2 separate regions of the Homo sapiens genome follow, and region 1 is linked to region 2. A link is a contact called in ENCODE Hi-C or POLR2A ChIA-PET data. All regions are on one chromosome and are shown on one strand. The core of a region is the stretch at or near the end of the contact, and the rest is flanking DNA. Distances in the headings are between cores, read along the strand shown. Region 1 overlaps MICAL3 (microtubule associated monooxygenase, calponin and LIM domain containing 3). Region 2 overlaps MICAL3 (microtubule associated monooxygenase, calponin and LIM domain containing 3).

Region 1 (4,007 bases), core at 47-2,546, 61 kb before region 2:
AGCACCTGGATGGGCCACACGGGCCTCATCATGCTGCCCTCAGACCCCCAATAACATCAGCAGGGAGAAAGGGCTGAGAAGGCTTCTTCCAAAACAGCCTGGGAGCGTTCGCTGCCTGTGGCAGGCATTGTGGGGTCAAGCGTCAGGAAGCAGGAAGAGCTGGCGACGTGCGCTACCCACACAGAGGCGGCCTGTGCAGGAGTGAACATGGTTCCTTCTGAGTGAGGAGATGGCCTCCTGGACCGTGAAAGGCAGGCTCAGCCTGGGCACTGCTGCGTGCATGGGGGTGCCCCTCGAGTTCTGTGAATGCAGCCCAGCTCTGCAGGACCCAGGCCCTGCCTGCCTGTCTCTGTGCGCGTTCGCCCTGCCTTCTACCACCATTCCCTGGAACTGTGCATTCCACAGAGATGGGAGAGACCCAGTTCTTCCCAAGGAAGACACTTCCCCTGCAGCCGTCCTGCCTGTGCCGGTACCCCTGCGTGGACACTGACGCGATGTTTTTCTTCCACCCGGTTTCCCTGCCTGTGAGCACTGTGTTGGCATGGTTTGCTGCTGCACCTTGTATTCAAATTGCACTTCCCAAAGATTTCTTTTTTTCCCCGTGTCTTCTTAATTTATGTATTTTTTTCCTTCTCATTTCCCTTCATTCTGGTCATTTTGTAATCTTCAACCGATAGAAGTATATAAAGATGTACACGGGCGGAGTGAGCTCATTGGCTGAGCAGATAGCCAATCAGCTTCAAAGGAAAGAACAACCCAAAGCCCTTCTAGACAAGAAGGAACTGGTAAGAGACGCCTCCAGGCACTGTGTAGCTAGACCCAGCACAGCCATGGGAAACACACCTGTGTGCTGAGTCACTTATAGCTTGCATAGCCCGTGTATGCTATGCGGTAATTGCTTTTGAGGTTGTCTGGGTTTTGATAACCAAATTCCTAAGACTGCAGTAGTTGTTGTGTGAGTCCAGGGACCCACATATATTCATGTGAACTATGTCAACACGGAATAGATACAGATACAGCTACCCTCAGAACAGAACTCTGCTAGCATTTCCATTTGAGCTGGGGACCCTCGGGCCCCTTCCTGCCTTCTTCCATGTGTGTGTTTTCCATCATGCCCCTCCCATCCCTTCTCGCCCCTCTCCCTCCATTGCTCTTTCTCTAAGACTCTTTCTTGTCGATATTTCCCGGCGTCGCCAGGCTGTATCATAGCATTACTCAAGTCTGGTGTGAAGCACTGTGATGCTGGCTCCCTCGTCAGCAGCAGGCTGGCCCAGGCTTTCGCGGTTGTGCCAAGTGTTCTCTGTCAGTGCGTGGAGGCAGTGACTGTGGCGGTGCCGTCACTCTGTGGCAGAGCCAAGAGCACAGTTGACCGTAGCCAGTTAGAAGTCTGTCTCAAAGCAGACCCCTTAGTGAGGGTTGGCTTTGCTCTCGCAAGGCTGTGCCTCTAGGAGGGCCTGTGTGGCACTCCCTGAGGTGCTCCCCTTCCTCCCGACCGCCACCTCCTGCAGGGCTCCATGAAGAAGGAGTTCCCGCAGAACCTGGGAGGCAGCGACACATGCTACTTCTGCCAGAAGCGGGTCTACGTGATGGAGAGGCTGAGTGCCGAGGGCAAGTTCTTCCACCGGAGCTGCTTCAAGTGCGAGTACTGCGCCACCACCCTGCGCCTCTCGGCCTACGCCTACGACATCGAGGATGGTGAGACACCCTGCGCCTCCGGCCCCACTGAGAAACTGTGCTTGGACAGTGTTTCCATCTGAGCTGGGCGCCTTTGGGCCCCTTCCTGCCTTATTCCATGTGCGTCTTTTCCATCATGCCTCTCCCAGCCTTTCTTGCCCCTCTCCCTCCATCACTCTTTCTCTAAGACTCTTACTTATCAGTATTTCCCAGCGTCACCAGGCTGATGAGAATGGCATGCATTTACCTAAGTCATTTCCCTGACTTCAGGGACACTTACTTGCTTTCTGACCTCGGGGTGGGAACTTGAGATAAAAGGAACACAATAAAAATAAGGTTTTTTGTCTTTACGGAAGGGGACTTGCACATCCATAGAAGTCACATATTTTGCCTAAGGTTGATGATGACAGCAAGTTGGAGCTGGGTCTCAGGCCCCTGGGTTCTCAGACCTTTGCTCTTGGAGATGTCTGCAAGGTGGCCCGTGTTAACACCTCTCTGGCATCTGTCTGATCTCTCTCTGGTGGATTGCGAACCATTGCACAGGGCCTGAATCTGATTTACTGTGGTGTTCAAGGCCTGGTCTTTGGCAACATGTGCTGCCAGTTTTTACAGTGAAAAGACCTTGATAAGGTAACAGTAGAGAATTCTGCACACAGACGATAGAGCCATCGTGATGGGCAGAGGCAGGCTGGCCGCCATCTGAGGACCCTGCATTGAGGACCCCCAGCCCCATTCCTATAGGATGCTGGAGGGACTTCGTGGGAGGCAGTCTTATAGATTCCAGAGTAATGAGGGGGCCTAGATTAATAGGAGAGGCAGTAATCTTTATAAGGTGGCATAAAGACCTTGACATTGATAGAAGATTGCGTGACTGTGAGATTATAAAGTGAGGTCATATAGGAGAGGGATGCCATGCCGTTAGGACCTAGTCACTTCAGCTGTCCTGAGGGTGAACAAACAGTCACCTCTGTTAGAAGGAGCAAGGAAGGAGCCCAGAGAGGTGAGCCGAGAAAGGCTGACTCCTGTCATGGTGCCTGGCCCTTCTGCTATGTTGGTAAAAAGCACTCCCGAGTCGGGGAAGAATGAAAGAATTAGGACGCTGTTTAGATAAGGCAGGCAGATTGTTTGCTGTCAAGTCTTCTGTTCCACCTCTCACACACACCTGCTCTCTGGATAGCTCATTTGATCTCAAGGATGGGGCCTGGCAGAGGGAGCCACCCAACCTCGCTGAGCTGTCCCTGATGCTCAGGGTGTTCTAGTTAGCCTCTCACCGTGGAGTCTGCCCGGAAAGAAGATGTCGCAAGGTGCAGCTAATTGATCTACAGGTACTTTTGCCCATGGGTGTGTGTGTGCATCTTTGCTGCATTCTGTGAAAGATGCAGAAGTGTAATGTGTGCCTCCAGGAGCTCACTGTCCTATGGGGATGAGACCCATGAAGAGTAGCAGGCGACACGAGTGTGTGCAGCGAAAGGCTCGGTTACACAGCCTAGGTTGTCGCTTTGTAGAAGCACAGGGGAGGAGGAAATCTGTGAAGTTCAAGAGCATCTTGGGATGACCTCCCTGACCCTTGGCTAGACTTTGAGAGAGAAGGGTATGGTGACTGAGTAGAGGGCAGAGGTGCGCACCTGGTGGGAGATCGGGTGGCAGTGAGAGGCCGAGACAGGATGAGGCCAGCCTGGTTGAGTGCAGTATTGTTAACACTGGAGCAGAGAAGACAGCCGTTCTAAACCAGCTCCCCAAATTTTAACCCAGATAAAATTTTCATCAGCTTAGCCCCTCCACAGTCCTTCCCCTCATCTGTCAGAGGACAGATGGACTAGAGCCAGGAAGGAACTTTAGGGGCACCGAAGTTTTAGCCTGTTTTTTATCCAAGTTGCCAAGTGTCTCAGAAGTCTAACTGAAGAGGCTCAGAGAACAAAGAATAAGCTGGGGAGGTTGTGGCAGGAGGAAGTAACCGAGGCCTTGTGCTGCGCCCCAACACATCACGCCCTTTGTCCTCACAACAACCCCATTAAGTAACTTTTTATTACTGTAATTAGAAGTCAGGAAGCTGAGTTCAGAGAACTTGTATGTTGTTTGTCCAAATTGACACAACTAGTAATAGCTCACTTGCACCAGATGACACCTGAGATTCATTCCAGGTCAGAGATTCAGGGATTGTGACTCCAGGCCTGCTGCCAACTCCATACTAGTAAATTAAGAATCATATTTGAAGATGTCCCCATATTTTACTTGTGGTGCTATTTGTTCTGTCTTCAGCTCTTTCTGGAGGATGCCGTCTGCTCAAACACAGAGCTGCTGTTTCTTTTTTTGCAAAGCATTAGCTCATTTGT
Region 2 (3,695 bases), core at 124-2,623:
GGGGCTGGGCACCCCAGAGAGGGGCAGTTCAGCAGCCCTCAGCTCTGATCAGCAAGGTGCAGCGCTGAAACACCACTGATGACCCTTAGGGACTGACTGTTCAGGGGACCCTCTGTCATTTGAGCTCTTCGAGTGAAGATTATGAGTATAGACCCCAAGTCATGTTTGTCTTCTTTGAAGTCTATAAAAGTTTTCTTGTTGGCCAGGTATGGTGGCTCACACCTGTAATCCCAGCATTTTGGGAGGCTGAAGTGGGAGAATCACTTAAGCCCAGGAGATTAAGACCAGCTTGGGCAATATAACGAGATCCCGTCTCTGCAAAAAAAAATTGTTTTAATTGTCCGGGCGAGGTGGCACACGCCTATAGTCCTGACTACTCGGGAGGCTGAGGCGGGAGGATCACGTGAGTCCAGGAGTTTGAAGCTGCAGTGAGCCATGATCGTATCACTGCCCCCCAGCCTGGGTGACAATGAGACCCTCTCTCAAAAAAGAACTTTTATATAGTCTCCTTGTTTCATTTTCTTAGAGGCAATAAAGAGGGTCTTATGAATAAAGGCAAATCCCCAATCTTTGCCCCTCTTGTTGCCCATGGTTTGTTCAAAGCATCTGATGCTCCCTTGAGCCCTTGGCACCCACGTAGGCAGGGGGCTGTGGCTGTCCAGTCCGTGGACTTGCACTGGATTGGGCCATTGCCTCTTCTGTTCTCGATGGCGCTAGGCGCAACAGCCCTGGCCAGGCCACAACCTCTCTTCTTCCTAGCGGCCAGCGGCTGCCTCTGCAGACCCCAGAGTCAGTCCAGGTTCACCTCCACAATTCCTTCTTCAGACTGTACTTGACTTAAAAGAGAAACATCCTTGTTCTCTCTACTTGGGTGTCATTTCTTGGAAGACTCTCATGGATACTGCTCTTCTGAAGAAAGTGACCTTTGATACCAAACAGGAAAATAAAAGGATCCCGATTTCTCTTTGCTTCCCCTGTAAGCCTCCTAGAAGCAGGAGGCTTGGTGAAACAGCCTACCAATGTTTTTACTCCCACAAAGTTTTAAAATGACCAGACATCCTTATTTGGGAAGCAGGTGATCTCAGTGATAAAGGAGCGTGTGTCCCTTTATTGTTTTAACTGCCTAACAGTCGGTCCCCACTCAGCCTCCTGTCCCTGTGCAGAGGTGGGGAAATGTCTCACTCTGTGGATCTTAGGTGTGCCCGTGGCACTGAGGGCTGCTGCAGGCTGGGGACTCTGCAGACCTCATGCCTTCTGCCTATCAGCACCCCCGTCCTGCTAGCACTCTACTCTACAGAGGACAGCTTGTCCTATCTGCCCGGGTACCAGCTCCGACATGGGGGACAGACCTCTCCAGGCCCCTGTTGGCCTGCTGCCCACCCCTGTCCCAGGCCTCCGTGCACCTGACTGAGGAAGTTTCTCTTGTTCTCTCCAGCCAAGAACCTACACGGAGGAGGAACTGAATGCCAAGCTGACCCGGCGTGTGCAAAAGGCAGCTCGGAGACAGGCCAAGCAGGAGGAGCTTAAGCGGCTGCATCGAGCCCAGGTAAAACCATGGAGGATGGGACCAGGGCACATGCATGGGAGGGTTGGGCAGCATCTCCCTATCCACCCAGCTGCTCCCTGCCACACAAGCACAGTGCAGAGCAGAGCAGAGGTAGACGGGCCTCCCTGCCACCCAGGTCACCTTTGGCTGGTGCAGCCACAGAGGCCCTGCCTTGGTGGAGCTGTCAGTCAAAAGGGAAGAGCAGGCTGGGCGTGGTGGCTCAATGCCTGTAATCCCAGCACTTTGGGAGGCTGAGGCAGGCGGATCACTTCAGGTCAGGAGTTCGAGACCAGCCTGGCCAACATGGCAAAACCCCGTCTCTACTAAAAAAACAAAAATTGGCTGGGTGCGGTGGCTCATGCCTATAATCTCAGCACTTTGGGAGGCCAAGGCGGGCGGATCACAAGGTCAGGAGATTGAGACCATCCTGGCTAACACGGTGAAACCCCCGTCTCTACTAAAAATACAAAAAATTAGCCAGGCGTGGTGGCAAGTGCCTGTAGTCCCAGCTACTCGGGTGGCTGAGGCAGGAGAATGGCATGAACCCAGCAAGTGGAGCTTGCAGTGAGCCGAGATTGTGCCACTGCACCCCAGCCTAGGCGACACAGAGAGACTCTGTCTCAAAAAAAAAAAAAAAAAAAAAAAAAATAGCCAGGCATAGTGGCGGGCCCCTGTAATCCCAGCTATTTGGGAGGCTGAGGCACGAGAATCGCTTGAACCCAGGAGGTGGAGATTTCAGTGAGCCTAGATTGCACCATTGCACTCCAGCCTGGGTGAGAGGGCGAGCCTCCATCTCATAAAAATAAAAATAAAAAAAAAAAGGAAGAACCCTGCATTGAGTTTCCCGAATCCCTTGTTGTAGAATAATCATTGTAAGTCACCTCATTCAATTGTGAGGACTGTCACCAGGAGTCCATTTGTGGCCCCTCAGCCTCTGATAGGCCTGGGATTTTTGTGGGAAGAGGTCAGAGGTCAGAGCTCTCCTCCCATTCTCCAGCTTGTTTTCAGGCTGCACAGACCCTGAATCTAGACCACTGTAGATTTCTATTGTTTTGTTTTGTTTTGTTTTGTTTGAGACGGAGTCTCACTCCGTGGCCAGGCTGGACGCGCAGTGGCGCTGAGCTCACTGCAACCTCTGCCTCCCTGGTTCAAGCGATTCTCCTGCCTCAGCCTCCCGAGTAGCTGGGATTACAGGCCTGTGCCACCACATCCAGCTAATTTTTGTATTTTTAGTAGAGACAGGGTTTCACCATGCTAGCGAGGAGGGTCTTGATCTCTTGACCTTGTGATCCGCCCACCTCAGCCTCCCAAAGTGTTGGGATTACACGGATGAGCCACCGTGCCTGGCCTTCTGTTTTAAATTTTTATCGTAAAGATGGGATTTCCACTGCACTCTTCAGGAACCCCCTCCAGCACTCTAGCAGTCTTGCCGTGAGAACAGTCTGAGGTTCTGGTACTCAGGCCCCTCCTGCCACAGATTACATCCACTTCCTGTCTCTGCAACACTCCTGGGAGGGTGGTCACTACTTGAGTCACGTCCACGCGCTTTGATGCTAACTAGCAAGGCCCGGAGCCTGGCGTCTACACAAGCTAGGTGGTTCTGGTGCAGGTGGTCTCCACGCCACACCCTGAGCGCACCGCCCACAGACTAGAGCCCTTTCCAGAGCGGCAACTCCTGTGTTTCCCCTCGTGTGGGTGTGGAGTTGTGTGTCCTCCTGAAGCAGGGCTGGAGAGCCGGGTGCTCAGTCTGTGCTGTCTGTCATAGATCATCCAGCGGCAGCTGCAGCAGGTGGAGGAGAGGCAGCGGCGGCTGGAGGAAAGGGGCGTGGCTGTGGAGAAGGCGCTCCGGGGCGAAGCAGGTACTGCCGGGCTCCCTCCTAAGCTCTGCTCCTGGAGGAAGCCCTCCCTCCCGCCGTGGTAGGCTAGTTTTGCTTCACCTCACCTGGAATTCAGCTCCTTTTCCAGCAGGATTTTCTGGGGCCCTTCATCTCTGAGATTTGGGGCTTCCTGTTAAGCAAAAGAAAATACCTGTCTGAGACAGCCCCAGGCCCATCCTGCTCCACAGCCCCTCTGGGCTGCCATTTCCCATAGAGTGAAACTCAGTCCCCGGCATGCTGATGGCGAGCGCTGGCTCTTCCCCCTCCTTCCC

The links. A loop is a pair of places that touch in the nucleus more often than their neighbours do. ChIA-PET counts read pairs that join two places held with the same protein, here RNA polymerase II (POLR2A). Pooled maps may share reads with other maps.
Region 1: a map of esophagus squamous epithelium shows a loop between it and region 2 (4-fold over the local background). The contact joins two enhancer-like sites. A Hi-C loop is called at or near these places in 8 of 168 maps with a recorded cell type or tissue (HAP-1, HL-60/S4, ectodermal cell and 5 more) and 1 of 50 pooled maps. POLR2A ChIA-PET finds 5 or more read pairs at or near these places in 5 of 52 experiments (MCF 10A, OCI-LY7, Panc1 and 2 more).

What each region holds. Positions count from the first base shown.
Region 1 is chr22:17,869,525-17,873,531 of GRCh38, reverse strand. MICAL3 (microtubule associated monooxygenase, calponin and LIM domain containing 3) reads left to right here. Exons shown (of 32, transcript NM_015241.3): 17 at 1,509-1,695. Among named protein-coding and RNA genes, the nearest start is that of LINC00528, 94 kb to the right of the region's middle. Within about 2 kb of position 1,296, at least 3 of the 41 ENCODE cell types and tissues checked have a DNase peak (open chromatin) inside an H3K27ac peak, as active enhancers do.
Region 2 is chr22:17,808,554-17,812,248 of GRCh38, reverse strand. MICAL3 (microtubule associated monooxygenase, calponin and LIM domain containing 3) reads left to right here. Exons shown (of 32, transcript NM_015241.3): 28 at 1,436-1,546; 29 at 3,312-3,405. Among named protein-coding and RNA genes, the nearest start is that of LINC00528, 33 kb to the right of the region's middle. RefSeq lists an enhancer at 2,780-3,576. Within about 2 kb of position 1,373, at least 2 of the 41 ENCODE cell types and tissues checked have a DNase peak (open chromatin) inside an H3K27ac peak, as active enhancers do.